3 separate regions of the Mus musculus genome follow, and all the other regions are linked to region 3. Evidence: chromatin loops called from intact Hi-C (ENCODE). Cell type or tissue: heart. All regions are shown on one strand. Links, peaks and the distances in the headings refer to the core of each region. The heading gives the core; the rest is flanking DNA.

Region 1 (10,698 bases), core at 1,293-9,292, 120 kb after region 3:
CGCCTGCCTGGGCTGTTATTAGTGACAGCCTAAATGCGACCCAAAAACTAGGGAAGACTATTCCAGCGATAATCGGAGAACTCAGATTCATTGTAGGGAAGGACCAGGTGTCGGGGTGTGGGATGAGCAGAGAGGTGGCCCGGGAAGAAAGCAGTAATTTAATGAGCTATGCTAAGTAGTTTCAAACTCGCTTGAGTGTCCTGGGTCTTTGGTAAGGAACGACAGTGACTTCAACACTGGAAGAGAATGAGAATAGAGAAATAGATGGGTTCTGAATTATTTGCTAGTTGGGGCGCAGAGGAGGCAGAGGTTTCAGATTCTGATTTAGGAAGATGAGTGTGAGCTTTGTCAAGAAAATATGACAGAGGTTTGGAAGGGAAGAGGGCTGTATAGGAAATGTTTTATGTCGTTGAATTTGAAGTCATCTGACAAAAAGGTCAACGCTGGGAATGCATTTTTATATATTATTTATGTGCAGCAGGGTTTATATTAGGGAGTATTAACAGTTACAATTTGAAGTTGTTCTCAAGTCTTAGAACGCACTGGTTCACTCATTCTGATAGACAACTTTAGAATTCAAATCTTTCTCGACTAAGTTGATGAGGTCTTGCTTTCTTACTATCCCACTTTGACTCTCTAAGTTATTTTTCTCAGCTCAACTACAGTACACATCACATCCCTTGCCAGGTGTGGTAATTATAAACCCATATTTTTAGATACTTGGAAGGTTAAGACAGGAAGAACATAAGGAACACAAGTTCAAGGCCTGCCTAAGTCTGCATAATGAGTCCAAGGCTAAGACCCTGTCTTAGTCGATCAATCAATATATAAATAAATACCAGGCAATGGTGGCCCATGCCTTTAATCTCAGGACTTGAAAGGCAGAGGTGGGCAGATCTCTGCATTCCAGGCCAGCCTGTCTACAAATCAAGTTTCAGAACAGCAAGAGCTGTTGTACGTAGAAATCCTGTCTTGAAATGCAAGAGGAGGAAGAAGAAGGTGAAGGAGGAGGAGGAATAAGAAGAAATAAAGTATTGGATATAGCTCAGTAGTAGTGCTTACAAGCATATGTAAGGCTCTAGGTTTAATATTCATCATTAAAAGCAACAATAGCCGGGTAGTGGTGGCACATGCCTGTAATCCCAGCACTTGGGAGGCAAAGCCAGCTGGTCTACAGAGTGAGTTCCAAGACAGCCAGGGCTACACAGAGAAACCTTGTCTCAGAAAACCAAAGGAAAAAAAAAAAGCAATAACAAATGTTCATGCCTCAAAATAGTAACAGCCCCAGAAGAACTCATCAGTCTGAGGCAGAAGAATAACATATTAACAGTCGCTTAGACTACATAGCAAAACCCAGTCATTTGTGTGTAATGTGTGTATATATAATATATATGTATACCTAATATAATACCATCCATAGAGAGAAAACACTCTCTGCTATTAGCTACTTGAAGAGATGTTTAGAATTACATTGATGGAAACAAACTAAATAAGACCCAGGTACCATTTTACTCCAGAAGAGTTTTACCTAACAGAAAATACTAGACATCTGCTCCCCAGCAAATTCTCACATGAAGTCCATGGCCAAGATTATCTAAAAGGACCACAGAAACTCCTGAGTTTCTAGGCACCCTTAAGTCTGATGCCTCTGGTAAGGACCTTTTAAATGTATCATCTACCACAGGATTGTTGAAAAGAAAGCTATAATATATTCAATGAACTTTAAAGATTACCTTTGCGTAAAATCTGTTGATTATTAAACCATCTCCAGAGGATCCTCAAAGAATTCATGGACAAGTTACTCCTTATAAAAAACAACCAATGTCTACATTGGTGAAATAACTGTTCTCTCTCAATCCCTTCTTGAATGCTTTCCAAAATGCTTGTTGAAAGTTTCCAATCAGCAAAATGAGGATAATTGAGTGTGCTCCTCTGCCTCTCAGTCTTTGAGTTCTTAGAAATTTTAAATGAGTCACTACATAAAAGGGTATCCAGAGTACTTTCTGAAAAAGCCAACACTGTGTACATGTCACTTATAATTGTTGCACTTTGGGGATAGCCAGGCAAAGTGATGCAGACTGATAATCCTAGCACTTAGGAAGTGGAGGCAGAAAGATCAGGAGTTCCAGGTCAGCCTCAGCTATATAGTAACTTCAAGACCATCCTTGGCTAGATGAAACCCTATCTCAAAGAACAAACAACCTACTGGAAACCAAATAAGGACCAGCAGGATGACTCCTTGAGTAAAGGTGTTTGCCATGAAAACCTGATATGAATTTGATCCCTAGATCCCATCCAAAGTGGAAGAAGAGAATTGATTCCCAAAGTTGTTTTCTTAACTCCAAATAGGAGCTCTGGCACACATGTATACACACACACACACACACACACACACACACACACACACAATTTTAAATGAACACTTCAGGCATGGTGGCTTAGGGAGCAGGTAGACAATGAGTTTAAGGTAGCCTGATCTTCATACTGAGTACCAGAAACAAAGTGAAAAACTGTTTTTATTTAAGACTATTCCAGAGGTCAAAAGGAGTATGTGTGTGTGTGTGTGTGTGTGTGTGTGTGTGTCTGCTCGATGTAGCCAACTTCAGACGCACCAGTAGAGGGTGTCAGATCTCATTACAGGTGGTTGTGAGCCACCATGTGATTGCTGGGATTTGAACTCAGGACATTTCAGAAGAGCAGTCTTACTTGCTGAGCCATCTTGCCAGCCCCAACATTTAACTTCTTGTTCTCCTGCCTCTTCTACTTGAGCTTAGATTATAGGCTTGTCACCACTCCTGGTGAGGGCTTTGCTAGGAAAAGTACTGTATGACTGAGCTATATCCCAGCCCTGTTTTTACCATTGCATTTTTTTAATTGAAAATAAACAAGATGGTCATTTTTGTTTTGTTAAAAGGGTTTGGCATGGAAAACTCCACAACAATTACAATTTTTAAGGCCAGAGATAAAACAGATGAGATAAGGATTACAAGCTCAGAGAAATGTGTGTGGGAAGTTGATATTAATAGGCAACATAAAGAAGAAAACCCACCCAATGATTACACTCGAGAGTACCTAAAAGAAATACTAGAGTGCTATAGCTCATTCCAACACATTTCCTTATAGCTTGGGTAAGAATACAACTTTCAGGAATGAGTTCTCTCTTTCTACCATCAGAGGTCACAGGAATTAGGCTTGGGAACAGTTGCCTGTACTCACTGAGCCATTCTGCTGTCCTTTCCATGCTTAAAAAACCAGTGTAGTAGCAAATCTGCAAACAGCAGTATCCCCGGGAGGTTGATAAGTCTTATATTTCAGTAGAATATTCCCTAACAGCAGTCAGGAAGAAAGATGGGCTCAGGCTAATGTCTAACTCCAGTGTTAGACATTAGCAAAAACAGGTAAATCCAAGGGGTTCTTTGGCAAGTCAATTTTACCAAAATTACTGTGATAAGGTGGAGTGTGATACAAGACTCCTGACCTTGATCTCCAGAACCTGCACACTCCTGTGTGTATGCACACACTGCAAAGTAACTAGATACAATGTGTAAAATGGACTGAGTATATAGTTCAGTGCTAGTGTTCTTGCCTATCACGTACAAAAACAAACAAATGAAACAAAAAACATTCCTGATTTAAAGTTAGCAAAGTTGTGGCACAAACTGGGATATGCTATTTAGGATTAGCATTATTTTGCAGATGACAATCCCAGTGTAGTTGAGTCGTGAGTTGTAGAAAAGGGTTTTCATGAGAAAGTCCAGACCTGTACAATATAGGGCAACTGAGATTCTCTTTTCTCATCTCCTATGTGAGGCAGGATCTCATTGTGTAGCCCAAGTTGGCCTGAAATTCATGCTTTTATTCCTCCTCCAATCTCCTCAGTGATAGGATTACAAATATGGCTGCCATACAGGGATCTCAGACTGGTGCACCTGCTCTGATCCAACAAGTTCTTAAATCCCCAAACTCCTTTCACTTCTCACTGATTTGTTAGTGTTTGTTTTCATCCTTGTGGTCTAAGATGGAAATTTATCATTCATAAGTTATGGACAATAACATGAGACCAAAGAGAAGGGCAGAGAAGCCAGCCTCCTGCCCCCTGCTCTGGGGCTGGGGATTCAACCTGGAGAGGAAACTGTCTTTTAAGAAAAGCACTTGGGAGGCAGAGGCAGGCAGATTTCTGAGTTCTACAGCAGCCTGGTCTATATAGTAAGTTTCAAGATTCACTATAGAGGGCTATATAGAGAGACTCTGTCTCAATTTAAACAAACAAATTAAAATTTAAAAAAGCACAAAAATACAGAGAGAAGGAGACACTGAGAGACAGAAAGAAAATGTCTGTGTCCTGATATTGGTTTTTTTTGTGTGTGTGTGTGGTACTGGAATGTGAAACTAGGATCTCGTGCAAGTTAGGTAAGAACTGTACCACTAAGCTGTCTTCTGATTTTTCAGTGTGAAGACTGGGTGTAGTGATACATCACTGTAATCCTAGAGTGGGAAGATCACTGTGAGTTCAAGACCAGGCTGATTTATTTACCTAACAAGTTGTATGACAACTAGAGCCAGTGAGGCATTGTGATAGACCACAAAACAAAAACATCTCTGGGACAGGGTCTGTCTTAGTTAAGGTTTCATTGCTGTGAAGGGATACCATGAACAAAGCAACTTTTTTTTTTAGTTTAATGTATTTTAATAGGAAACTTACAGGAACAGCACACAAGACTGACAACATTAAAACATGTACTTGTATGTAGGACAATTCAGTTAGAAAAGTATAGTGAACAGATGGAATCTACTGTGTGATAAAAATGCTACAAACACCATTTAGTTGCTGTCAATAAGAAATTTACTTATTTTTTAAAAATCCAAATACTGGCATGTCCAGAAAATTTTAACAGGTTTATTTATAATTGTTATAATGTTGAACTGTTGAAATGTGTTCACTGAAACATTTTGCTTCCATTAATGCTTTACATCTTGCATTTATATTAAAAATTCACACACAAATGAACGTGGAGAAACTGCCAATACCTGATTCTGTCCCCTATGTTTCTACTTGCAAGCATATACTTTGATATCTTTGACCCCATGGAAAAAATATCTAACATTCAGAACTACTGATAACCGGAAAAGAGGGAAAAAATTTTTTTGAGAATGAAATGTTTCCCCTCATAGTGGACTCTTAAGCACGTTCTCCGCGTATGCGGCGTGCTAGCTGGATATCTTTTGGCATAATTGTTACACATTTGGCATGGATAGCACACAGATTGGTATCTTCAAAAAGGCCAACCACTTGCCTCCTGCAAAGCACCAATAGCTGCACTCTGGAAGCGCAGATCTGTTTTGAAGTCCTGAGCAATTTCTCACACCAGACGCTGAAAGGGAATCTTGCAAATCAGAAGTTCAGTGGACTTTGATAGCAAGTGCCAAGGTATCAGGCCTGTAACGATGAGGTTTCTTCACTCCTCCAGTAGAGGGCGCATTCTTCTGAGAGGCTTTTGTAGCCAGTTGTTTCCTGGGTGCGTTACCACCAGTGGATTTGCAAGCAGTCTGCTTTGTAAGAGCCATGGTATGGACACCTCCTTACTTACCCCCAACCCCCTTCTCCTTTGGCTGGAGCACAGCAAGCCAGAGGCGGCTCTGGTGTTAGAGAGCAGTGGCGGCATGGTGAAGGCTGCAAACACAAAACAACTCTTATAAATCAAAACTTTTAGGGCGGGCAGTGGTGGCACATGCCTTTAATCCCAGCACTTGGGAGGCAGAGGCAGGAGATTTCTGAATTCAAGGCCAGTCTCAGAGTGAGTTCCAGGACAGTCAGGGCTATACAGAAAAACCCTGCCTTGAAAAACCAAAACAAGGGGCTGGAGAGATGGCTCAGCAATAAAGAGCACTGACTGCTCTTCCGAAGATCGTGAGTTCAAATCCCAGCAACCACATGGTGGCTCACAACCACCTGTAATGAGATCTGACGCCCTCTTCTTGTGTGTCTGAAGACAGCTACAGTGTACCTAGATATAATAATAAATAAAACTTAAAAAAAAAAAACAACTAAAAAATGGCTCTGATTCCACAATCAGGCAGAGTTTGAGACTGGGAGGCCTCAAAGCCCTCCAACACAGTGACACACTCCCTTTAAGGCCATACCTCCTAATAGTGCCAATTCATATGTCCAAGCATTGAAACATATAAATGTATGGGGCCAAATGTATTCAAACCACCACAGAGTCCTTCTAGAGACAGAGTCTCTAAGGTGGACTGAAGCTTTCTCTTTAGTCCACTGTCTTAGTTAGGGTCTTACTGCTGTGAACAGACACCATGAACAAGGCAACTCTTATAGAACAACATTTAATTGGGGCTGGTTTACAGGTTCAGAGGTGCAGTCCATTATCATCAAGGTGGGAACATGGCAGCATTTAGGTATGGTGCAGGTGGAGCTGAGAGTTCTACATCTTCATCTGAAGGGTGCTAGCAGAATACTGGCTTCCAGGCAACTAGGATAAGGGTCTTAAAACCCACACCCACAGTGACACAGCTACTCCAACAAGGCCACACCTACTCCAACAGGGCCACACCTTCTAATAGTGCCACTCTCTGGACTGAGCATATACAAACCATCACATTATACTCACTGGCCCACATAGGCTTGTTTAAACATATGAGTCTTTGAGGACCATACCTAAATATAGTATAATGCAAAATACATTTAGTTCAACTTCAAAAGTCTCCATAATCTATAGCAATCTCAACAATGTTAAAAGTCCAAAGTCGCCAGGCATGGTGGCACATGCCTTTAATCCCAGCACTCGGGAGGCAGAAGCAGGTGGATTTCTGAGTTCAAGACCAGCCTGGTCTACAAAGTGAGTTCCAGGACAGCCAGAGCTATACAGAGAAACCCTGTCTCGAAAAACCATTTTAAAAGGTCCAAAGTCTCTTCTGAGATTCATACAATCACTCATCTGTAATCTCCAAAGCAAGACAGGAAGTCTTCAGCTTGGCAAAGTCCAAATTCTGCATCGTCTTCAGGTCTCCAACTCCTTTTCTTTTCTTTTTTCTTTCTTTTATATTTATTTATTTCATGTATATGAGTACACTGTTGCTGTCTTCGGACACACCAGGAGAGGGCATCCAATTCCCATTACAATGGTTATGAGCCACCATGTGGTTGCTGGAAATTGAACTCAGGACCTCTGAAAGAGCAATCAGTGCTCTTAACCACTGAGCCATCTCTCCACCCCCAACTCCTTTTTCATCTTTGGTAATTGCAACAAACTTCTTTCAGCTGGGTTGGTTCCACTCCCTGTCATCAACTTTCCTCAACAGGAAGTCCATGACTCTGGCATCTCAAATATCTTTGAGTCTCCAAAGCACCTTCAATGTTATAGCTTCTTTTTCAATGTCTGGGATCCACACATGATCTTCTGGGTTCCTTCAAAGGGCATCACTTCTCCAGCTCTGCCTCTGTAGCACTCTAAGCTCAGGTTGATTCACTCCACTGCCACTGCAGTTCTTGGTGATCACGGTACTGGAATCTCTAATACACTGGATCTTCTGCTGAAGATAGGCTTCACCAATAGCCTCTCATAGACTCTCTTCATGTTGCCAAGCCTCAAATCCTTTGCATGAACCCTTCAGTTCAGAACTGCAACTGAGGCTGCACCTTTACCATTGGCCTTTCATGGCCTCTCACAGTGCCAAGCCTCAGCTGCTATTTATGACCCCTTCATGTGTTCAAACCAGTATCACTTGGGTGACTCTTACACATTACCAATTACAGCTACAGCACAAGGTACATCCAGGGGTTCTCTATACAGCCCTGGCTATCCTGGAACTCATTCTGTAGTCCAGTCTGGCTTCGAACTCCAAAATCCGCCTGCGTCTGCCTCCCAAGTGCTGGGAGGAAAGGCATGCTCCACTACTGCCTGGCTGTTGGTCTTTTTTTTTTTTTTTTTTGGCCGGGGGGTTGGGGGTGTGTGTCAAGACAGGGTTTCTCTGTATAGCTCTGGCTGTCCTGGACTCACTTTGTAGACCAGGCTGGCCTCAAACTGAGAAATCCACCTACCACTGCCTCCCAAGTGCTGGGATTAAAGGTGTGTGCCACCATGCCTGGCATTGGGGAAGTTTTTATCTATCATAATAATTTTGTAAATGAAAGTAAATCATTGGTTTCCCCGGGTATAAAGTCATGTTAGTGTCCCCATCTCAAAGGATGGTTTCTTATTCATTACTCTTGCTTAAGATCTTGGTCTAGGCTACCAGGAACATGTAAATAAGACAAGGAATGAGAGAAAACAAAACAGATAGATTGTCATGGGAACTATGGCTCAATAATTTTTTTCCGATGAAGAGTTCCACAACCAGTTCCAGGAGGCCTCCCCTTTTGAGGTCAGTCACCTCAGTCTGTAGAACTTGTCACACAGATCCTACTGGAGGTGCTGTGGCATAAATGATCAATGTTTATTTGTTGACTCAAGTGACTTGTGTCTGGATTTTGTTGTGGTCAATATTTCTAGCAAGTGTTACTCCAGTTAGGACCTTGGGATTTGGTATAAGGATATCTTTAAGAAGAGCATTTCAGAATTGTGTTCGCAGCCTTCGCCGCGCCGCCGCCGCTCTCCAACGCCAGCGCCGCCTCTCCCTTGCCGAGCTCCAGCCGAAGGAGAAGGGGGGGTAAGTAAGGAGGTGTCCATACCATGGCTCTTACAAAGCAGACTGCCCGCAAATCCACCGGTGGTAAAGCACCCAGGAAACAACTGGCTACAAAAGCCACTCGCAAGAGTGCGCCCTCTACTGGAGGGGTGAAGAAACCTCATCGTTACAGGCCTGGCACTGTGGCACTCCGTGAAATCAGACGCTATCAGAAGTCCACTGAACTTCTGATCCGCAAGCTCCCCTTTCAGCGTCTGGTGCGAGAAATTGCTCAGGACTTCAAAACAGATCTGCGCTTCCAGAGTGCAGCTATTGGTGCTTTGCAGGAGGCAAGTGAGGCCTATCTGGTTGGCCTTTTTGAAGATACCAATCTGTGTGCTATCCATGCCAAACGTGTAACAATTATGCCAAAAGATATCCAGCTAGCACGCCGCATACGCGGAGAACGTGCTTAAGAGTCCACTATGAGGGGAAACATTTCATTCTCAAAAAAATTTTTTTCCTCTTCTTCCTGTTATCAGTAGTTCTGAATATTAGATATTTTTTCCATGGGGTCAAAGGTACCTAAGTATATGATTGCGAGTGGAAACATAGGGGACAGAATCAGGTATTGGCGTTTCTCCATGTTCATTTGTGTGTGAATTTTTAATATAAATGCAAGATGTAAAGCATTAATGGAAGCAAAATGTTTCAGTGAACACATTTCAAGAGTTCAACTTTATAACAATTATAAATAAACCTGTTAAAATTTTCTGGACAATGCCAGCATTTGGATTTTTTAAAAATAAGTAAATTTCTTATTGACAGCAACTAAATGGTGTTTGTAGCATTTTTATCACACAGTAGATTCCATCCATTCACTATACTTTTCTAACTGAGTTGTCCTACATACAAGTACATGTTTTTAATGTTGTCAGTCTTGTGTGCTGTTCCTGTAAGTTTGCTATTAAAATACATTAAACTATTAAAAAAAGAAGAAGAAGAGCATTTCAAGCTGGGCATGGTGACACACGCCATTAATCCCAGCACTCAGGAGGCAGAGGCAGGTGGAATTCTGAGTTCAAGGCCAGCCTGGTCTACAAAGTGAGTCCCAGGACAGCCAGAGCTATACAGAGAAATCCTGTCTCAAAACAAAACAAAACAAAACAAAACAAAAAAAAAAACAAAAAAAAACAACAAAAAAAAAACAAACCAAAAAAAAAAACCCTAAGTATTTCAAGCTAACTTGTAATCTTGTATAGATTATAGCATGTAATCTATAAAAGACTTCAGTGGTCAGCTAACTTTCATGAAGCACAGCAGGCAAACAAATGGAGAAACTTCTGAGACATGGGTCTCCTTGAGGATAAGCGAAGCGTACCTCTGTACTCAGAGCCATTAGGACTGCTGCGGCAGGGGGAGGTACTCTACCATCAATCCTTATAACCTGAGTTCAAGCTTTTGAACACACTCTATGATTCCCCTAAGCAATCAATCCTAAAAATTAAAATACAATGATATTAGGTTTTTAAAATTTCTGGGTCACAACTTGTGCCCTGAGACATGTCCAGCCACCCATCCTCAATAAGCCATATTCCTTCCTAGAGTTGGCAGGCTCCTTTCACACAGGTTACAGCAGGGGAAAAGCAAGCCCAAGACATAGGCTACTTAACCATGTCTCCTTGACGCCTACCACCGAAGGAATAGCAGAGTTGCATCTCCCTGTCTCTGTAGTACCTAACTGAGTTAAGGTTAGGTTCTCTAAACCATTGAGTTCTCTCTCCACTGCAATGGTCACAGTTCCTCTATTTAGCAATAATATGATAACATTGTTCAACAAACAAAGCCGAACAACAAAACCAATCCTGAACAGAAACTGCACCAATGATTGAAAAGAACCCCAAATTGCTCAAAAGAGTCCAAAGATAAACAGGAAAGCAAAACCCGATGCATACGGATGAGAGAAACGTACTAAAGGTCCTATTTTTCTCAAGAATCCACAACAAAGCCCCAAGTTGATTTTCTGCTTCACCAAGTAGAGGTAAAAAGCAGCTGATGAGGGTTCGAAAGATGGGT
Region 2 (10,698 bases), core at 1,522-9,521, 85 kb before region 3:
GTTTACCCAGGATCATCCCTTTGGTTAGTAAATAAACGTGTTTGTGCTTAAAAAAAAAAAAAAAAAAAAGCATTATCTTGAGGCTGGAAATCTTGTTCAATGATCATAGATGATCCCCGGCATACACGTGCTGACTCACAACCATTCATAACTCCAGTTCCAGGGGAATATAACACCTTCTTTTGACCTCTGAGAGCACCAGGCACATACATTCAGACAAAGCAGTCAATACACACATTTTAAAAATAAACCACACCGAGCGGTGGTGGCACATGCCTTTAATCCCAGCACTTGGGTAGCAGAGGCAGGTGGATTTTCAAGGCCAGCCTGGTCTATAGAGTGAGTTCCAGGACAGCCAGGGCTACACAGAGAAACCCTGTCTCGAAAAACCAAAGTAAATAAATAAATAAACCAAAATAAGAAGAGGGGAGGGGAGGAAACAGCAAGAAGGAAGAAAGCAAAGGAGGAAGAAAGGAAGGAAGGAAAGAGAAGAGAAACTGGAGAGGAAGAGGAAGAACAGGAGGAAGAGGAAAAGGAGAGCAGCAGCAGCAGCATTATCTGGGATATGATCTCTGAACTCAGGAGTCTGAGGCAGAGACTGGAGTTCAAGGTTAGCCTAGGTTAAGTGTGATGTTAATTCATGCTTATAATCTCAGCAATCAGGAGCCACAGTTTTAATATTAAACTAGGTTAAAATGTGAAATCAATTTTAAATACTCCCCCATTTTATTTTAAAAATAAAACTAGTGACATGGCTTAGCGGGTAAAAGAACAAGGCAGACAACCTGAGTTCAATTCCTGAGACCCACATGGTAGAATGAGAAAATTAGCACACAAGTTGTGCTATATGTGCACCCACACACACAAATAAATAAATGTAATAAAAAAATTTTGAATAGGGCCATCAAGATAGTTCAGTGGGTAAAGGTCCTTCCCCCCTGGCCTGTCAGCCTGAGCTTGGGTCCCAAGACCCACATAGAAGGAAGAACCAACTCCTGAAAGTGTTCCTCTGACTTTCACATATGAACTGTTACATATGCACACACAAATATACACACACATACACACACTAAATGGATGAATGCATACACAATAAAAATAAGTGAAATAAAAATAAAAGAAAAATATTAGGTAAAGTGCTTGCTGCATGGCCAGAGAACCTGAATTCAATCCCCCAGAAATCATGTAAAAAAGCTGGGCACAGCAGCTCACATCTGTAACCCCAGTGCTGAGAGACAGACACAGAAGGATTCTCAGAGCTCACTGGCCATCCCTTCTAGACAAATCAATAAGATCAATGAGCTCCAGGTTCAGTAAGAGAGCATGTCTTTAAAAAAAAAAAAAAAAAGAGGGGCAATTGAAGAAAATATCCAATTTCAACCTCCAACTGCAACATAAACATGCCTACATACACACATAAACACATATACACACAATTAAAAGAACTAGGAGAATTCCAGGACAGCTAGACACACACAAAGAAACTCTGTCTCTAAAAACACAAATGTACATATGTCTACACACATACATAGATAATTTAAATATCTATACTAAACCCCAACTCTGTCTCATCAAAAAAAAAAAAACAAACAAACAAACAAACCAACAACAACAACTATCAGAGGACTGGAGAGATGATGGCTCAATAGTTAAGAGCACTGACTGGTTTGCCAAAAGTCCAGAGTTCAATTCCAAGCAACCACATGGTGGCTTACACAATCTGTAATGGAAACTGATGCCCTCTTCTGGTGTGTTTAAAGACAGTGACAACCTACTCATATGCATAAAATAAATAAATAAATCTTTTAAAAAAGAAAGAAAGAAAACTATCAGAGTCATCAAGAACTCTGAGAAACCATCAAGCAAGAGCTTAAGAAGACATAACTATAGCCTAGTATGATGGCATGTGCCTGAAATTCCAGTATTTAGAAGGCTAGGAAGATCAGGAGTTGAAGACAGGCTTCAGCTACCTAGCAAGTTTGAGATAAATTTAGATAGGTAAAAATAAAAATGGTAAACCACAGGAACGATAGTATAACTACAAAAAGTACTATGTTCTAGGTGCAAAGGCTTCAGTCCGTCTATTCTGGAGACCAAGGCAAAAGGATAGTAAATTCCAGGCCAATCTGGGCAACAAAGCAAAACTCTTTTCTCAAAATAAGTTGTTTTTGTTTTGTTTTTCTTTAATTTTTTTTAGATCTTTATTTATTTATACATATAAGTGCTCTATTTTCATGAAGAGAGCATCAGACAGAAGAGAGCATCAAATACCATTATAGACAGTTGTGAGCCACCATGTGGTTGCTGGGAATTGAACTCAGGACCTCTGGTGGAGCAGCCAGTGTTCTTAACCACTGGGCTATCTCTCCAGCCCCTCAAAGCAAGTTTTAAAGACATGATTTTTTTTTCCCCACCAATCTTTATGGTTCTGAGGAATTTTTTTAAGGGGGGGTTGTTTACATTTATTATCTATTGTGTGTTTCAATACATTGCATATATGTATATGCAATATAGTGTATATATTGTTTGTATATATGCTAATATATACATGTAGGTACATGCCACAATGCACATGTAAAGTCAGAGGACAATTAGAGAAAAGCTAGGTCTCTCCTTTTACCATGTGCCTTCCAGGGACTGAATTCAGACTGTCAGCTGTAGGGTAAATATCTTTACCCACTGAGACATCCTGCCTACCTTAAGAAAAACATTTGAGATCATTTGGTATCATCTATAGCTCAGTTTGGCCAAGACCAAGAAGCAATTCTGCTTCTGCTTTCCAAGTGCTGAGATTGCAGGAGAGTGCCGTCACACCTGCTGTCCACCCAGTCTTCTTCAAAGCAGTAATCTTGGGTTTTTTGAGACAAGACTCATTAAGCAGCCCATAGTAGCCTAAAATTCATCATTTACTGCTTTACCCTCCGAAATACTGGGATTACAAGTATACAGACCACTCGCTTGGCCCCAGAGTAATAATTTTCTAATTTTACCTTTTATATTCAAATAATTAATTCACCTGAACTTGATTCACCTGAATTTTAGTTTTTTTCCCCCAAATGATTAGCTAAATAGTCCAAAATGATTAAAGAACATTTCCCACAGGATATGAAATGTCACTTCTGTAAAACTAAACTATATTAATTTATATGTTTCTACATTCATTATTTTGTCCTGCCTACTTCAAGGTTAGTACTTAACTTTTGTTTGTTGTTTTGTTTTGTTTTGATACAGGATGGCAATGTGTGACCCAGTCTAACCTCTCTCCTTCTAGAATGCTTCTAGACTTAGACATTTTGACTATTACAGGGTTTTTTTGTATTTTCATTAATACAAGACACCCATGCTGTTTTCTTTTTCAAAATTGGCCCTAAAGGCAGGAGATGGTTCAGTGCTAAGAACATTTACTTGTCTTACAAAGGACCTGAGTTTACTTTCCTACACCCACATCAGACAGCTTACAACCACCTGGAACTCTGGCTCTACGAGTATCCAATGCCTCTGGCTTCTAGAGAACAGACAGTGAGAGACAGACAGACAGACACAATTTAAAATACAATTTTAAAATTCTCCTACTCTATAGCTACACTCTTCCAATGAATTTTGGAAGAATTGAGATGTGGGTCACCTAGTAGAATGCTTGCCTTAAAACGTAGGAAGCCCTGGGTTTCACCCCCAGTAATGAATAGATCAGATTTCAGTATTGTGGCACACAACTGTAATCCAGAAACAGAAGAGTGTAGCAGCAGGAGAATCAGAAATTCAAGGTCATCTTTGGCTCCATACTGAGTTAAAGATACTTATCTGGCTTACATGGGACCCTATCTACAAAAAGACAAGAAAATGAAAAGGTCCATGCACAGTACTTAGAGCATCATGTTATAAAAATGTTAGCTACTAGCATAATTATTCAAAAGTGACAACTATTGATTGCTCAATGAATGGCTTCCAAACTCTGTTCCCACAATAGATATGGCCACTGCGCATGGTGGTACATGCTTTTAATTCCAGCACTTGAACAAAATCTCTCTGAATTCGAAGCCAGCCTGGTCTACATAGTCTCCAAAAACAAAAAAGATGAAGTGGTTGAGGGAGGAAGGGCTTTAAGAGAAAAGGTGTCTGGTAATAAATATTAATAATTTGTTGAGTTTGATATGGAAACAAGGCCCTATCCTAAGACATTTTAAGCGAGCATTCTGTCACTGAGCTACACTTCCCCCACTACCACCTGTTATTTTGGTTAGCTGCATGTAACTGAGATCAAGGAATCGTGGACCTTAATAAGACGGTAAAAAACCAACCATCTCTACCTTTCTAAAATAGAAATAGAAAGATTACAAAACTGGCCAAAGGCAGGGACCCTGTATCTAGCCTCCCAGATTAGGATCATTCTACTGCACCGCGTGGTTTCTTGTGGATGCTTGCCTAGCTTCGAGAAGGGAGGGGTGGAAGTCGACCATCAGGCCTCTGCAAATTCGCTCGAAATCACAGGCTCGCGAGCCGCGGCACGTGACTCGCCACGCCCCGTGCCTCCCCCTACCCCGCGCCAGCAGCACGCGCTGCCAACCTCGTCATGTGACCTTCACGCGGCCCCAGCGTTGCCCCTGCTAGGCGACTGTTTCCAGCAGCCATTTTGCCGAGAACTTGCCCTCAGTGCTCGCGCGGGAGCCGAGCGCACGCAATGTCGCAGCCAGACTTTCCAGGCCGCACACGCGCTTCGAAAGACAGTGAGGGCCCGCCGGAGCCTCACGGAACACGTCGCACCCCGGGGCGCCAGGAGGATTGCGGGTGCGCCTCGGCCTGCGATAGGCTATGTCGCGCACGTGACGCCACGGCGCCCCCCCCCACACACACACACACCTTCGCCGTCCCCCTGCCCACGAAAATACCCACGACAGACTCTCAACGCCTCGCGCAGAGTACACGATACTGGGAGCGTGGGGACGAACGGAGCGCGTGGCAAACGAGGCGCCTGCGCGTACCTGCCGAGTGGACGGGAGTCGAGCCACACCGAGTGCGCCGCTCCGGGGTCCCGGGACCGTCGCGCTGCCGGACCACCCGCCTGGTCATTGGCCGCCAGGCCGAGTCACGTGCTGCTCGCAGGCCCGCCCATAGCCGCTAATCACCTGGCACGGTGCTCGAAGTGGCACCGAAAGTGGCTTGCACGCGCAAGGGGAGCGTGGTCACTAGACCTCCTTCTGCCCATTAAGGGGTGGCATCCGTAAAGGGGAACGGAGAAAGCAGGGTCCTAAAACTAAGGACGCTCACACCTACCGGCTTTACTTCGCCTGCCCCTCCAGGAGCCGTGAACCATCGCCCTTGGGCGCTCCCCGTTGCACGCCGGGATGCGTCTGGCGCCCCTCAGTGTGCTGCAGAGCATGCCGGGAAAGCCACCTCTCCCGTTTTCCTGGCTGTCACCTCTCCGGCTTTGCATTGGTGTCCCTCTGAAAGCCGGTCCCAGGACGAGACGGTTTGGGTAATTACCAGACTGTGACGGTACACCAGGCACTTTCAGTCCCTCCTCCCCTACTTGTTTGATCTCTGTGTTTTTAGGAAAACCGTTAAGCCTTCCTTCGTGAAGCGGTGCCTGTTGACTTTGAGAATATTGTAGAAGAATAGCAAGAATGTTTACCTACAAGAACCACCAGCCTTTCGTGGTCAATGGACTAGAACGATAACTTGAATACTGTTTACCACAATCTCTGCTTGAGAATGGTTGTAATTCTTAGAATTTATCTAGGAATAGCGAACATTTTGCAATATGCTTATTGTTGGAGAAAAAGAAGTAGAGTTGTTTGGTTTTGTGTTGCTGTTTTTTTGTTTTGTTTTAAGATAAACAGCATGTCCCTAGCAGAGGCCCTAGTTTGGTAAACCATATATAAGACATTGGAACTACAAAAAAAAAAAAAAAAATGCTAGCACTAAGAAAAGGTGGGCTTACATTACAACTAGTTGGTTTTGTAGGAATTACAAATTTACCACTGAGCCAAACCTACCTAGTGTTCTACCCACAATGAAGTCCCTGCATAGAATTATTCGAACCTTATCTGCTTTGAGATATACTTCCCAGCTTGATGATGTCAAAACTTTTATAAGTCTCAAAGGGCTGATCAGCTTGAAAAATATGACTATTCCTCCTCTGACTCTCATAAGCTCATATTTATAGACTAAAGGTTAGTTAAGTGTATGAAGAAAATTAAAGGCCAGAATGTAAAGAATAGGGCATACTCCTGGGTAAAAGGTACTTTATCTTTCTAATTAAATATTACAAAAATAATTTCTGACTAAGAAACCAAAGCATTAAATAAAAAGTACAATATGATATTTGTTAAACTTGAAGTTTATAAAAATTCCAGTTTTTTTTTTTTCTTGGTTTTTCGAGGCAGTGTTTCTCTGTGTAGCTGTATAGCCCTGGCTGTCCTGGAACTCACTATGTAGACCAGGCTGGCTTCAGACTCAGAAATTCGCCTGCCTCTGCCTCCCAAGTGATGGGAGGCACCCAGCTCCCAGTCTTCTTTATAGTTAATTTTAGCAACAACTCTTACAGAAAGCTTATATTAGCATCACTCAGTGTTCTGTGGAAATCAGAGAAAATATATTTTAATATATTCTCTAGGCAAATTGATGAACTGGGTTTAAGATCCACTGTCCAGTGCTAGAGATGTAGCTCATTTGGTAGAGTAATTGTCTAGCATGTACAAGCCTTAAGTTCAGTCCTCTGCACCCCAGATAAGCCATGTACAATGGCACACATCTGTAAGCCCAGCACTTAGGAAGAATCAGGAAGGTCAGAAATACTATATCATCCTTAGCTCCAGCCAGTTTGAGACCATGCAAGGATATGTGACACTTTATCTCAAAAATAGAACCTATGGACTGTAAAAGAGCCTTAAAATCTGAATGATGTGGCCTGGAGAGATGGCTCAGTGGTGGAGGGCACTGACTGCTCTTCCAGAGGACCCGGGGAATCCAAGTACCCACATGGCAACTTGCAACTGTATGTAACCCCAAGATCTGACACCTTCACACAGACATGGATGCAGGCAAAAACCAATGCATAAAAATGGAAATAAACTATTTTTAAAATTTTGATAGACTTCAACAGCTTGTGATTCCCTCCCTGGGATATGACTATGAAGATATTTTGGAACTTTTTAAATATCCAGTTCCTTTAGTAAAAAACTAGGGACACTCTTATCTATTATTTGGATTGTCATAATTATTTTGAGGAAAAGAATACCTCTCATAGTTCATAATTACAAAACATTCTAAAATGTCATAGTAATTATTAGTGAGGATTACATTTGAACTACAGTCCTGTTCTCTTCCAGTACAGAATATTCTTTGTTTTTAAGATTCTGTTCCTTTTGACCAGGCATGGTAGCACAGGCCTTTAATCCCAACATTCAAAGGAAGAGACAGGCAGATCGCTGAGAGTCTAAAGCCAGCATGGTCTACAGAGCAAGTTTCAGAACAGCCAAGGGCTGTTTCAGAGAAACCCTGTCACAAAAAAAAAAAAAAAAAAAAAAAAAAAACAGAAAAATAAAAGATTTGTTTGTTTTTATATGTATGAGTGTTTTACCTACATGCATGTATGTGTACCCATGAGTACCTAGTGCGCACAAAGAGGCCAAAAGGGGTATCAGACCTGGGACTGTTGTTACAGACAGTTGTGAGCTCTGTGAGTCCTGGAAACCAAACCTCTGCAAGAGGAACAAGTGCTGTAAACATATGAAAACGAGGCTGGCCTCAAACTACCTCCAGAGGGCTGCAGTTAAAGGTATACATACCCTTCCTAGCAGGTACAGTATTTTTTTTCTCAAGGTTTTTTTTTGAGGCAGGGTCTTTCCTTGTAGTTCTGGCTATCATAGAACTCACTATGTACTTCCTGTTGGCCCTGAACTCACAGAACTCTGCCTGCCTCTACCTCCCCCATACTAAGTATGTGGCACATCTAGCTTAGTACAACATACTCTTGAATTTTTTTCCACTTCCCTGTTGTTCCCTAGACAGTGCTAGAGGGACACTAACAGATGTTTTATTTGTTTGTTTGTTGTTTCCAAAACAGGGTTTCTTAATGTAGGCTGGGTTGTCCTGGAACTCCATTGTAGACTAGGCTGACCTTGAACTCAAAGATCTACCTACCTCTGCCTCCCAAGTGCTGGGTCTAAAAGAGTGCAGAACGCACCACCACACCTGGCTAAGAACATTAACAGATTCTTATACTTCCAATCGCTTGAAATTTCTTGGTGATACCACCCATCTGTTGGGAACTATACTGTTCCATTACTTCTTGCCTCCAAGGGTTCTTGCTGCTGCTGCTGCTGCTGCTTCTTCTTCTTCTTCTTCTTCTTCTTCTTCTTCTTCTTCTTCTTCTTCTTCTTCTTCTTCTTCGTCTTCGTCTTCGTCTTCGTCTTCGTCTTCGTCTTCGTCTTCGTCTTCGTCTTCGTCTTCGTCTTCGTCTTCGTCTTCGTCTTCCCCTCCCCCTCACTCTCCTTCTCCTTCTTCTCCTCTGCCTCCTCTTCCTTCTCCTCCTCCTCTTTCTTTCTCTCTTTTTTAATTAATTAATTAATGTTTATTTGTTTGTTTGTTTGAAACAGGATTTCACTATGTCACTCTGGATGTCCTAGAACTCATTAAGTGGACCAAGCAGGGCTCAAACTCACTTAGAGCCATCTGCCTCTGCCTCCCAGTGCTGAGATCAAAGCGTGTGCCACCATGCCCAACACAAGTACTAGTAGTTGGAAAAACTTACAAGTTTCTTTGTTGTTTGATGTTCTTTTTTTTTCGGGTGGGGGGGTTGGTTGGTTGTGTTTTGTGTTTGGGTTTTGAGATAGCGGCTGGCCTGGTACTAACTATATAACTCAGACTGACTCAAATTCATGGCAATTCTTCTACCTCAGCTTCCTAAATGCTGAAAGTAATTCTCATGCTATTCTCAAATAATGTACTTATCATAGCCTCAAAGAATATAGTATAATTGTTTCATCCCAGTGCCTTTGAAGTGGGCAGTGTCTATATGACCTTTTACCAATAAACTAGGAGTGAGAATTTTGTGAATTCTTCTGAGAAAAAGCTTTAACTACCAATACAGACAGAGTTCAACCATTCTGTCTTCCCTTCGGCCACAGCTATGAGCAACGTTTTACCTGGTGGTTATTCCATCAGCTTTGTCTCTTATGAGAATGGCACAAAGCAGATTACCCCAATCAGTCTGCAATGAGTATATAGTGTGAGCAATATATAACGTGGGATAAGCCTCTCAGATTTGCACATGTCTGTCACAGCACAGAACACACTAGGTGGCACAAAAGTGGGAGAGCTTGCTAGATTGCAAAAATCCAATCTGGTAAAGAAAAGTGCCAGTTGCCATTGTCCGTGTTGTGACACAACCTTAGAAGGAACCTTGGTTTGCTGGTGTTGGCACACTTGGAATCCCAGCTCTAGGGGAACTGAGGCAGGAATAACAAGGGTTTGAGGCCAGTCTTGGCTATGCATCAAGAAGTCTCAGGAAACTGAGGCTGGGGTAAGTAGTGATGTGATAGAGCATGTACCTAACATTCCTAAAAACCCCTGGTTTAACCCTTAGTACTGCTAAGGAAGGAGTGGCCAGGAGCCAGGGACAAAGATCTTCCATAGGCTGCTTATGTGTGAGACTGTGACCCACAGAACCACAAAGAGAGGGAGGAGAAGCAGGGGAGGATGGGGGAGGAGGAAGACGACAAGAGAGTAACAGAATCAAGAGACAACTGTCCGAGGCAATAAGAAGCCTAAAGAAGGAAAATTCATTCATTGGAACTTTGGATTGGGGTATTTTTTGTTTTGTTTTGTTTTGTTTTGGGGGGGGAAGGAAAGGGTTTATTTGGCTTACACTTCTACATCAGGGCGGGAACCTGGAGGCAGGACCTGGCGCAGGTTATTTTTATTATATGTATGTATGTATGTATGTATGTATGTATGTATGTATGTATGTGTCAGCATGTGTGCCATGGCAGGTATAAGGTCAGAGGGAGTCTTCAGGAATTGGTTCTCTCCTTCCATCCTTTGGGTCTAGAGGATCAAAGCCAGGCTTGGTAGCAGGCACTCACTGAACCATCTTGCTAGCCCCATTTTGTTTGTTTTGTTTTTTAAACCATCTCATTATTTAGTCCAGGCTGGCCTCCAATCCCAAGTGCTGAACTTGTGCCTCTGTATCTAGCCAGTCATTTCCTTTCTTTTCTTTTCTTTTCTTTTCTTTTCTTTTCTTTTATTTTATTTTATTTTTTCTTTTCTTTCCTTTTCTTTTCCTTTCCTTTCCTTTCCTTTCCTTTCTTTCCTTTCCTTTCCTTTCCTTTCCTTTCCTTTCCTTTCCTTTCCTTTCCTTTTCTTTTCTTTTCTTTTCTTTTCTTTTCTTTGTTTTTTTCTGAGACAGGGCTTCTCTGTATAGCTCTGGCTGTCCTGGAACTCACTCTGTAGACCAGGCTGGCCTCAAACTCAGAAATCCACCTGTCTCTGCCTCCAAAGTGCTGGGATTAAAGGCGTGTGCCACCACTGCTCAGCTTAGCGAGTCATTTCTATATTATGACCTTGTTTTATTTTCTTTCTTTTTTATGGACAACGAATAAAAGTTTATTATACAAAATCAAGGCCTCTGTTGTTGTTGTTGTGTATGTGTGCGTGTGCGTGTGTGTGTGTGTGTCTTCTGTTTGCATGTATGTATAT
Region 3 (10,698 bases), core at 1,195-9,194:
AAATAAATAAATAAATAAATAAATAAATAAATAAATACCTGGGCACCTCTGCTGGGAGCCAAAGATGTGTAGCCAAAACTGCTCTGCAGAATGGCACACAGCGTGGTAGGCGAGAACTCACCTTTAAACTTATTTAGAGATTCTTGGATTGAACACACACATACACAACTGATATAAGTCTAGGTGAAGGGGAAGAATCATTTCTCACCTAGCAGAGCTGTGGTTCCCTCAAAAGCCATGAAACTAGAACAAAGGAACACAGCCACCAGGAGAGAGCCTAAGCTCAGAGATGCTGGGAACCCCTGCTCTGCAAAGAGGCTGGTTGGTCCCCTGACCAGGTGATAGGAGGAAGGCAATGAGAAGCAGACAATAAAAGCTGCCTGCCTCCAGCCACCAGATAAATAAATGATAGAGATTTATGAATTTGACTTAATTCCTTTTAAGGACAGAAGAAAGAAGTTAGGGAGAGTGAATGATTTAAAGAAATTCAAGACTCTTGCCGGGACAAATATTCCAGACCTTTGAACATGATCTACATTAGGCCAGCCTAGGCTAGGGCTGGAGAGTTGGCTCAGTGGTTAAGAGCACACACTGCTCTTCTAGATGAAGTTTTGTGAAAGTCCCAGCACCCACATCAGGCAGCTTCACAGCCACCTGTAATTCCAGCTGCAAGTGTATCTAACACCTCCAGCCTCCGTAGGCATCTAGCCTCGCATACCCTCAAAAGAGCACTGACTGCTCTTCCAGAGGTCCTGAGTTCAAATCTCAGTAACCACATGGTGGCTCACAACCATCCGTAATGAGATCTGATGCCCTCTTCTGGTGTGTCTGAAGACAGCTATAGTGTACTTACATATAATAATAAACAAATCTTTAAAAAAAATCTTTAAAAAATAAAAAAAAGAAAGAAAAGAAAAACAAACCCCAGGGTTTGTTAAAGGGCTAGAAAGATGGCTCAGTGGTTAAGAGCACTGACTGGTCTTCCGAAGGTCCTGAGTTTAAATCCCAGCACCTACATGGTGGCTCACAACCATCCGTAATGAGATCTGATGCCCTCATCTGGTGTGTCTAAGCACAACTACAGTGTACTTATATATAATAAATAAATAAATCCTTAAAAAAACAAAACAGGGTTTCTCTGCCAAAATACAATTAGAAAGTATTATAATTCTAAAGCGGGTGGTGGTGATATATGCCTTTAATCCCAGCACTTGGGAGGCAGAGGCAGGCAGATTTCTGAGTTTGAAGCCAACCTGGTCTACAGAGTGAGTTACAGGACAGCCAGGGCTACACAGAGAAACCCTGTCTCGAAAAACAAAAACAACAACAAAATAATAGCAATAATAAATTTTTAACCAACAAAAAGCCAGTGGGTTTAGTGGTTTATGATATAATCCCAGCATAGAGGTAAGGAAATTTCCAAGAATTTCAACTACATAGTAAGTTCCAAGGGAGCCTGGGCTGCCCTGTCTTAATGAAGTAGTAATAACAAGAATATACGAGGGGCTGGAGAGATGGCTCAGTGGTTAAGAACACTGACTGATCTTCCAGAGGTTCAAATCCCAGCAACCACATGGTGGCTCACAACCATCTATAGTGAGATCTGATGCCCTCTTTTGGTGTGTCTGAAGACAGCTACAGTGTACTTATATATAAGAAATAAATAGGGCTGGAGAGATGGCTCAGTGGTTGAGAGCACTGACTGCTCTTCTGAAGGTCCTGAGTTCAAATCCCAGCAACCACATGGTGGCTCACAACCATCTGTAATGAGATCTGATGCCCTCTTCTGGTGCATCTGAAGACAGCTATAGTGAGTGTATTTAGATATAATAATAAATCTTAAAAAAAAGAAATAAAGAAAAATTTAAAAGTATATACAAATAAGGACCACATGTTCAGCTTCTTAAATAATTTTAAATCTACAAGATCCTCCCTTCTCTCCTAGACAAGCAGTTAATAAAATTAGCTGGCCACTGGTACAATTATCCACAATTGGATTTAGGTAATTGTATTCTTGGGTCATTGTATATTATGTTCCTGTGTTGCTAGTATTTTCGAGGTCATAATGCTTGACTGTATTCTGATCTTTTTGGACAAGATGTGGAGGGCATGGTGGCACAAGCCTTTAATCCCTGCTCTTGGGAGGCAGAGGCAGGCAAATATCTGTGAGTTTGAGGTCAACCTGGTCTCTAGAGTAAGTTCTAAGACAGCCAGGGCTACACTGAGATAAAAAAGCAAAAACAGTCTCAAAAAGCAAAAGCAAACAAACAAAAAGAATCCTTAGATATTTGTATTTCTAAGTCATCACACCAAGAGGGAAATTGTGTGCAACTCTCTTCTTTAGTGATGCTAAGATTTGTCAGTAAAGGTTGGGTGTGGTAGCTCCCAACACTCTAGTGGGGGTGGGTGGGTGGTGGGATGAAGGGCAGAAGACCTAAAAAATTCAAGGTCATCCCTAGTTGCACAGCAAAATCAAGGCCCGTCAGAGCTACATTTGACCTTGTGAAGTTTCAAAAACAAAACAGGCTGCTAGTTGGCAGTGTTCTCCAGGATCCACCCTTTCATTTTGAGCAGTGGTTTTCTCCCATGTTTCATTCTGCCGCTTTGTACCATCTCTTGCCCCCATTTCCAGAACATCTTAGTAGCTGTAGTCTACTACTGTTTGAAATCAAAAGGCTGCCTAATCCCTAATAGCTGAAGTTTACAGATGTGACTGAGGCCTGGAGGTTCCCTGAAGGATTACATATATTTGAATCCATTCTGGACCATTAGCAAGCACAAGTGAGTGTGTGTGTGTGTGTGTGTGTGTGTGTGTGTGTGTGTGTGTGTGTGTGTGTATGTGTGTGTGCTCACATACATACACTCACACACATGTGAGAGAAACAGACAGAAAGAGACAGAGAGAGACAGAGACAGAGAGAGACAGACAGCCAGAGACAGAGACAGCCAGAGACAGATTGAAATTGAGATTTGGTTTCATTAAGTAGCCTGGGCTAGCCTTGAGCCGTAGCAATCTTCTTGCCTCTGCATTCCCAGTGCTGGGATTACTGGTGCATATCACTATGCCCAGCATCATCAATGTGTTGTAACAATTCTCACCAGTAAATTCTGATGCCTACTAAAGTTTTAAGCCTCTGAATTAACATTGGCTATCCTGGGCTAGCCTCAAACAATGATTTACTAAGGATAAGTATGTGCACAGTGATACATTGATTGCTGAACATTAATGGAGGCAAAAGACAAGGATCCATGCTCACAGGGAAATCAGTCTAACCAGTCCTTTCTCATGCACAGGACTTTTTATTTAGCCAAAACAGGGCACTGGGCAACAGAGGTGTCTCATCAGTTGAGAGCACTTGTTGCTCTTGCAAAGGACCAGTGTTGCTTGGCTTTTAGCATCACACAGTAGCTCACAACTATCTGTAACTGCAGTTGTAGGATATCCAATACTGTCTTGACATCCTCATTTTAATTCCTTGGGCTCCAGACATGCATGTGGCACAAATACATACATGCAAGCAAAACACACATTTTTTTAAAAAACTCTTTTTTTTAGATTTTATTTATTATTTATTTTATATGTAAGTACATTGTCGCTGTCTTCAGACACACCAGGGGAGGGAGTCAGATGTCATTAAGGATGGTTGCAAGCCACCATGTGGTTGCTGGGATTTGAACTCAGAACCTTCGGAAGAGCAGTAAGTGCTCTTAACCGCTGAGCCATCTCTCCAGCCCCCCAAAACACAGATTTAATAAATAGAAATAAAAAAACATTTTTAAAAATGAGCACCTGTTGTTCTTTCAGAGTTCAATTCCCAGCACCCACATGGTGGACCACAACCATCTGTAACTCCAGTTCCTGGAGATCTAACTCCCTCTTGTTGCTTCTCAGGGCATACACATAATGCACAAATATTCATGCAGGCAAATGTGTTTGTTTGTTTGTTTGTTTATAAAGACAGGGTTTCTCTGTATAGCCCTGGCTGTCCTGGAACTCACTTTGTAGACCATGCTGGCCTCGAACTCAGAAATCTGCCTGCCTCTGCCTCCCAAGTAAATGTGTATATTTAAAAGGAAATAAATATAAAAATTAAAAAAAAAAAAGGTTTTTGCCCATAGGTGATGGCACACACCTTTAATTCAAGAGACTGAATTTGAGGCCAGCCTGGTCTACAGAGTGAGTTCCAGGATAGCCAGGACTGCACAAAGAAACCCTGACTGGAAAAATGTAAAAACAAACAAAATGAAACAAAAAAAAACCAGGGTCTCACTGTGTAACCTAAGTAGACATTGAGTCTGTCATCCTCCAATATCAGTCTCCCAAGTGCCAGAATTACTCAAGCCTTTCATATCACAAGGCTGAAAGAACTTCTCTTGTGAAAAGGTAACTACTAATTGCAGCAGTCTGCTCCATACAAGTGGTTAGTGCAAGTGCTTGGGTTTCAGACCATCCAAGTTTAGAAGTTCAGGGGGCAGAACTGATTGGTAAAGTTTTGTTTTGTTTTGTTGTTGTTGTTTTATCAAAGTTGATTCTGGCTAGACCTTAAAGGGGATAAACTTTGTGGGAAGGGACGGCAGGGAAGGGGGTTGAATTCCCAAGAGGAGAGACTGACATAAACGAAGGGAAGATGCTTAGGAAGCGGGTAACCTTGATGACAACCAGTTTCTTTAGTCTTCTCACTAACACCCAATTCTTACAGTGCTCTCTGGGAGAGTTGCTTTCTTTGGATCTCCCTCTCACAGTTACCTTCTCGCTCGTCTAAAAGCACACTGGGGAGATCGCATTGGTTTGTGTGCAGACTTTTGTATGCTGAGTGCGGGGAGTGGAGCGGGAATACAGGACGCAGTTAAGCACGGTGTTGAGTGCAGAAGGACGTTTGTGCAAGTTTTTACATCTGCCGTGCTGTGGAAAGACCTGGGTCTGCATTACATCAAACGCGTGTGTTCCCAGCGTCTGTGTAAAGAAAGATTAGTCGCCGCAGGCTTCGCCGCTTGAGGTTCAGAGACACAACGCTGAGCTGGGAGCCCTCGAGCTCCCGGGCGAGCCACAGCGCGGCAGGCGGGGCTGCTCGGCGGAAGCCGAACTCTAGAGGCGGCGGAAGTGCCAGTCCGCACGGCCAAGATGGCGGCGCCCAGGCGGGTTTGGTTGGAGTAGGTTGCTGTTTGCAGAGACCCCGATCAAGTTACTCAGGTGGAGAACCCAGAAGCAAGGTGTCTGGTTACTTTATCATACCTGCTTGGGAGTCTTTGCACAGAAGTAGCTTGTGTTACCTAAACCTCGGGTACAGCTCTTCATTTCGAGCCTCACGAGCTGTCTCTTGGTTGCAGACGCGGGCGATCCAGGATGCTTAACTAGAGCCTGAGGTGCAATCTCTGGATTGGTCGTGTCGCCGATAGGCTGCGATGTAAGAGGCTATTCCAAAACCCAGTAAATCCATTGTTAGTTTTCCTTCGCTTTAGAGGTTATCTGTCGGAATTATCCTTATTATAATTCAAGGCGTAACTTTTAGCACTAATTGATTTTAGACAAATCCCCCCCCTGGAGTTTGTGGGGGAGTACATTTGCTTCTTTATGTAGCATGGGACTTGCTGTTTTCATTCACTGAAGTTTATTTATATAACAGATACTGTGGAAGGCACGCTGCATGCAGTAATAACTTGCTGTTGTTTTGAAAGGTTTCCTGTATCCCAGGTTGAATTGAAACGCCTTATCTTCCTGCCTCCACTTCCCAAATGCTGGGATTAGTCTGTCTCAGCCTTGTGCATTTTACAGGCTTGAAACTTAATTTGGAATAGCTTAAATAATTTGCCTAATTTTACACTAGTAAGTAGTGGAGCTAGTATTTTATTTCTGACTTAGGTTTCTAATGTTGCTGTTAAACAACCCGTCACAGCCCCGTGTTTGTGTGTGTATTTACTGGGCAGTGAAACTACTGGGGTTCGGGAATCGTCTCACAAACACCAATCTCAGACAGGGATAGTTTAGTGAGCATATATTCCATGACTTGACCAAATTCCATGGTCCAGATTTGGGAACTGGACCATACCCCTTGAATTAAGATCCTACAGGATTTTTAGGCCCCAAATCCACAAACATCTGTGCCAAGTTATTCAGGATTTAGGGATGGAGGATTTCCTTGGGAACATGTCTTTGTTGTACACCACTCACTGTGTTCCTATTGGTTGGGGTATTCAACTGTGGCAGGGGACTTGCCTTATCTAATATTCAGGTCTTAACTTGTCTACTGGGATGGGACTTGTCTAACATTCATGTGTCTTAACTTGCCAATTAGGAGGTCAATTACGCAAGTACATGTCTCTTTGTGCCAAGTAAACTTGACTTGACCACTACTCAAGATGGAAGTATTATTCCAAATAGTTTCTTATACTGGTACAAGTGTCTCTTTTTTTTTTTTTAAAGATTTATTTATTTATTTATTTATTATATGTAAGTACACTGTAGCTGTCTTCAGACACTCCAGAAGAGGGCGTCAGATCTCGTTACGGATGGTTGTGAGCCACCATGTGGTTGCTGGGATTTGAACTTCGGACCTTCGGAAGAGCAGTCGGGTGCTCTTACCCACTGAGCCATCTCACCAGCCCACAAGTGTCTCTTTTATGTTGGGGATCATCCCCAAGGCAACTTACACCATAAAAGCTCATACAAAGGTGTAGAAAGTGCTGTTGGGTGGTTGGTTTGGGTCCAAGCGAGGAGTTCTTCTGACTTCTGTCTTGATTGGTTTCAAAGGGCACAGAACATAACAGAATATATCATCAATCTTGACATTAGAAAGTTTCTGGCAACAGCAGAAACATATGAGAAGGTTTCCTTATAATGCCAAGCTATCCAGGTAACAGTTACCTGGGCCTTAATATTTTACCTAGGTCCCAACAGAAACCAAGGTCTTATGCATGCTAGGCAAGCACTCTGCCACTGATCTACACTTGACTACTCAAACCAGCACATGTGCACACCCTCGCTCACACACACACACACACACACACACACACACCTCCTATACCTGGAGCTAACTATGTAGCCTTGGGGGCTGGCTTTGAATTCAACTGTTCTGCCTCAGCTGCCTGCATGCTGATAATAGCCATGAACATTTATAGCCTTTTTTACACACCTCGCCCAAATTAAACTCTCAAAAAGCTTTTTTAGTGGTAACTTTGTTTTTGATTTTTTGTGGGGAGAAGGTCTTGCTGTATTATAGCACAAACTGTCTTAGGGCTCTCAAATCCTTTAACCTCCTGAATGCTAGGGTTACAGGCATAGCCAATCACAGATGGTTATCGGTATCGTTCCTTAAGTTACACACTCATGTTAATATTTTAACATTTCTGCCCCCTTTAGCCCTTGTGTTAGGAGTGTTTTCTATACTGGCCTAGTAAGTATAGTTATTTCATCTGATCCTGCATAGGACTGGGAAATAAGGAAATACATAGATTGCTTGCCACCGTTACCATTGTGGCCTATTTGTCGTGTCTCTCCCTGCTTCTTACTGTCCTCAGCCTTTAGAAGATGTGTCCCATGTGCCATTTATTTACATTTTATTATGTTACTTGTTTATTTTGTGGAGGGGAGGCACACATGCCACACTGTGCTTGTGGAGGTCAGGGGACAGCTTGCCGTGTGGAGGTCAGGGGACCGCTTGCCGGATTTGGTTCTCTCTTTTCACCATGTGGGTTGGGAATTGAGTTCAGGTTGCCAGTCTTGGCAGCAAGTGTCTTTATTGGTTGAGCCATTGAGGTCCTGTTGGTTTCATTGTTTATTTTCTGTGATAGGGTTTTTGTAGACCAAACTAACCTTAAATTCACCAAGATCCACTAGTCTTTGCCTCCCTAAAGGCATGTGCCACTTTACCTGGTGAATTTATCTTTTTGAAAGTGTACATATAGGCTGGAGAGATGGCTCTGAGGTTGAATGCACACTGACTGCGCTTCCAGAGGTCCTTAATTCAATTCCCAGCAAACCATATGGTGGCTCACAACCATCTGTAATGTGATCTGATGCCATCTTCTGGCCTACAGGTAGAACACTGTTCATAAGAAATCTTTTAAAAAAGAAAATGTACATACAATTTAGAGGCTTTTTCAAACATAACAAGGTTGCTACCAACATCATCTAATTTGAGAAAATTTTGAGAGTTTTGTCACCCACAGATTGTAAACAACCTAAATTGGCAATACTTACTTTTTGGTTGTTGTTTTGTTTTGTGTTTTGTTCTTTTGAGACAGGGTCTCACTGTGTAGCCTCGGCTGTCCTGGAATTCACTAGGTACACCAGGCTGGCCTTGAATTCACAGAGATCTACCTGCCTTTGCCTCCCAAGTGCTGGGATCAAAGGTGTGCGCCACCATGCCCCACTCTTGTTTGTTTTTTGACACAGGGTTTTATGTACTTCAGGCTGGCTTTTAAACTTACCATATAGCCAAGGGTAACCTGGAACTTTCTACCCTCTTGCTTTTTACCCCAAGTGCTGGGGGTTATAGACAGGTGCAGCCGCCCTCGCGTTGGCTGTAAATAAGTTTACTAGACTGATGGCCAGAGAGGGCTGATAGAGAAAGAAATGCCAGTGAGCTCACATCAATGCATGGAAAAGATAAAGACCACCAGGGTTCGGTTGTAACCGCTGCTGTTTTGATGCTTTAGGGGTGGATGAGAGGGAGTACTGGAAGGAGTCGTACAAAGGGCACAGCTCCAGGGCCATGATGCTGTCCAGACCGAAGCCTGGAGAGTCAGAGGTGGACCTGCTGCGCTTCCAGAGCCAGTTCCTTGAGGCTGGTGCAGCCCCGGCGGTGCAGCTGGTGAAGGGGAGTAGGAGGCATGGTGATGCTCCTCCAGACCGGCTCCCACCGCAGGACCATCGGGATGTGGTGATGCTGGACAGTGAGTGCTTTCGAGCATGGGCGTGAGGAGAGAGGGCTCAGCCTCAGGGACCCTGCTTCCATCCTGAGGTGGCTGAATGCTGCTCCAACTGTAACCTCTGTTGCTGAAAGTTTGTTTTATTTTTATTGCTTTCATTCATTCCTCTGTGTGTGTGTGTGTGTGTGTGTGTGTGTGTGTGTGTGTGTGTGTGAGAGAGAGAGAGAGAGAGAGAGAGAGAGAGAGAGAGTGTGAGTGTTTGGAACTCACTATTGAGCACAAGCTAACTTTCAGTTTGTGACAATCTTCTTGTAAATACTGAGGGACCAGAGGTGCAAGCCAGCGCTGCAGCTTCATTATACAGATGAAGAAACTGAGGCTCAGAGAGGTTAAATATCATACCCAAGATAACACAGCTGAAGCTAGGGCCCAGAGCAGCTGTCTTTTGTTCTTTGTTTCTGCCCCCAATCCATACTTCCTTAGGAACGTGTGAATATACTTAATATCTGCATTCCTTTTCTCTCAGATCTCCCAGATTTGCCCCCAGCTCTGCTTCCCGCTCCTGCAAAAAGAGCAAGACCGAGCCCTGGTCACCCGCTGCCTCACGATGAAGACCCTGAAGAGAGGCTGAACAGGCATGATCAGCACATCACTGCTGTCTTGTCTAAGATTGTTGTACGTGTCAGCCCGGCTGGGTGGGGCAAGGCATCCCATTTGGGCGAGAAAAGGGTTTATAAGTGGAGGGTGTTGTAGAAAGGTACACTTTTAACACTCCACGGTCAGGTTGGAACATGGTTAGAACCACCTAGACTAGATCCAACATGGGTTCCTGAACCTAGACTAGATCCAACATGGGTTCCTGAACCCCTGGAATGAGGATCATGGGGGCCACTGGTATCGGGTTCAGCCTGGAGAAGCCTGTAGACAGTGCCTATCCATGGCCTCTGCATCTGCTCCTGCCTCCAGGTTCCTGCCCTGTTTGGGGTCCTGATGTGCATCTTCCTTACTTTGTGTTGCCACAGGAACGAGATACAAGTTCAGTCACTGTGACTCTGCCTGTGCCCAGTGGTGTTGCTTTCCCGCCTGTGTTCCATCGCTCTCAGGAGAGACAGGTAAGCCAGAGTTCCCTTAGGTGGACTTTCAGTTAGGCTTTCTATTGCTGCACCAAAACACCATGACCAGAAACAACTTGGGGATGAAAGGCATTATTTCAATTACATTTTCATCAGGACCCCAAACAGGGCAGGAACCTGGAGGCAGGAGCAGATGCAGAGGCCATGGATAGGCACTGTCTACTGGCTTGCTCAGCCTGCTTGTTTATAGAACCCAGGACCACCAGCTCAAGGAAGCACCCCTCACAATGGGCTGGGCCCTCCCCATCAATCACTAGGAAATGCCTTAGAGCTGGATCTCCTTTCTCATGACTCTAGCTTGTGTCACGTTGCCGTAAAACTATCCAGCACAGGCGATGCTTAGGGAATGAGTGGTTCTCAGAGCGCATCTTCCCTAGGGAGCTCTGGACAATGATAAGCAAGTCCCTTTTATTTTCCCTTAAAGAAAACCATATGTAAGTATCTATGTCTGGGCCAGGCAGGCAGATCTCTGAGTTTGAGGCCAGCCTGGTCTACAGAGTGAGTTCCAGGACAGCCAGGACTATACAGAGAAACCCTGTCTCAAAAAACCAAACCAAGAAAAGAAAAGAGCCAGGAGTGGTACAACGTGCCATGTCCGCCATGCCCACAGAGCCCAGAAAGGTAGAGTGCCCTTGGAGCGTGAGTTACAGATGCTTGAGCTGTCCAATGACAGAGCTGCGAATTCAACTCAGGTCCT

Evidence for each region. Hi-C counts contacts between places; a loop is a spot of excess contacts. Peaks named below come from ENCODE experiments on the same cell type or tissue, not always from the same donor. Only the 100,000 strongest peaks of a DNase experiment are listed, where the experiment ranks them.
Region 1: a loop joins it to region 3, with 2.4 times the contacts of the local background. A loop is called at or near these places in 2 of 42 quality-filtered maps.
Region 2: it touches region 3 in a loop (4-fold over the local background); 9 of 42 quality-filtered maps call a loop at or near these places.

Annotation. Positions count from the first base shown.
Region 1 is chr2:119,664,026-119,674,723 of GRCm38, reverse strand. H3f3c (H3 histone, family 3C) reads left to right here and starts at 8,572. Exons shown (of 1, transcript NM_001370931.1): 1 at 8,572-9,608. The coding sequence starts at 8,688. The coding sequence ends at 9,098. In heart, for the core only: CTCF peaks have their summits at 5,460 (motif pointing right) and 8,773 (motif pointing left); no DNase peak of the experiment used is centred there; H3K27me3 peaks cover 228 bases.
Region 2 is chr2:119,867,165-119,877,862 of GRCm38, reverse strand. It overlaps a transcript of Mga not described here and the pseudogene Gm13998. Among named protein-coding and RNA genes, the nearest start is that of Mga, 25 kb to the left of the region's middle. In heart, for the core only: no CTCF peak of the experiment used is centred there; DNase peaks (open chromatin) are centred at 4,572, 5,082 and 5,352; H3K4me3 peaks cover 1,769 bases; H3K27ac peaks cover 1,469 bases; H3K27me3 peaks cover 1,118 bases.
Region 3 is chr2:119,781,928-119,792,625 of GRCm38, reverse strand. It overlaps Rpap1 (RNA polymerase II associated protein 1), which reads left to right and starts at 5,089. Exons shown (of 25, transcript NM_001163701.1): 1 at 5,089-5,211; 2 at 8,656-8,892; 3 at 9,395-9,543; 4 at 9,891-9,980. The coding sequence starts at 8,712. In heart, for the core only: no CTCF peak of the experiment used is centred there; a DNase peak (open chromatin) is centred at 5,095; H3K4me3 peaks cover 1,898 bases; H3K27ac peaks cover 1,489 bases.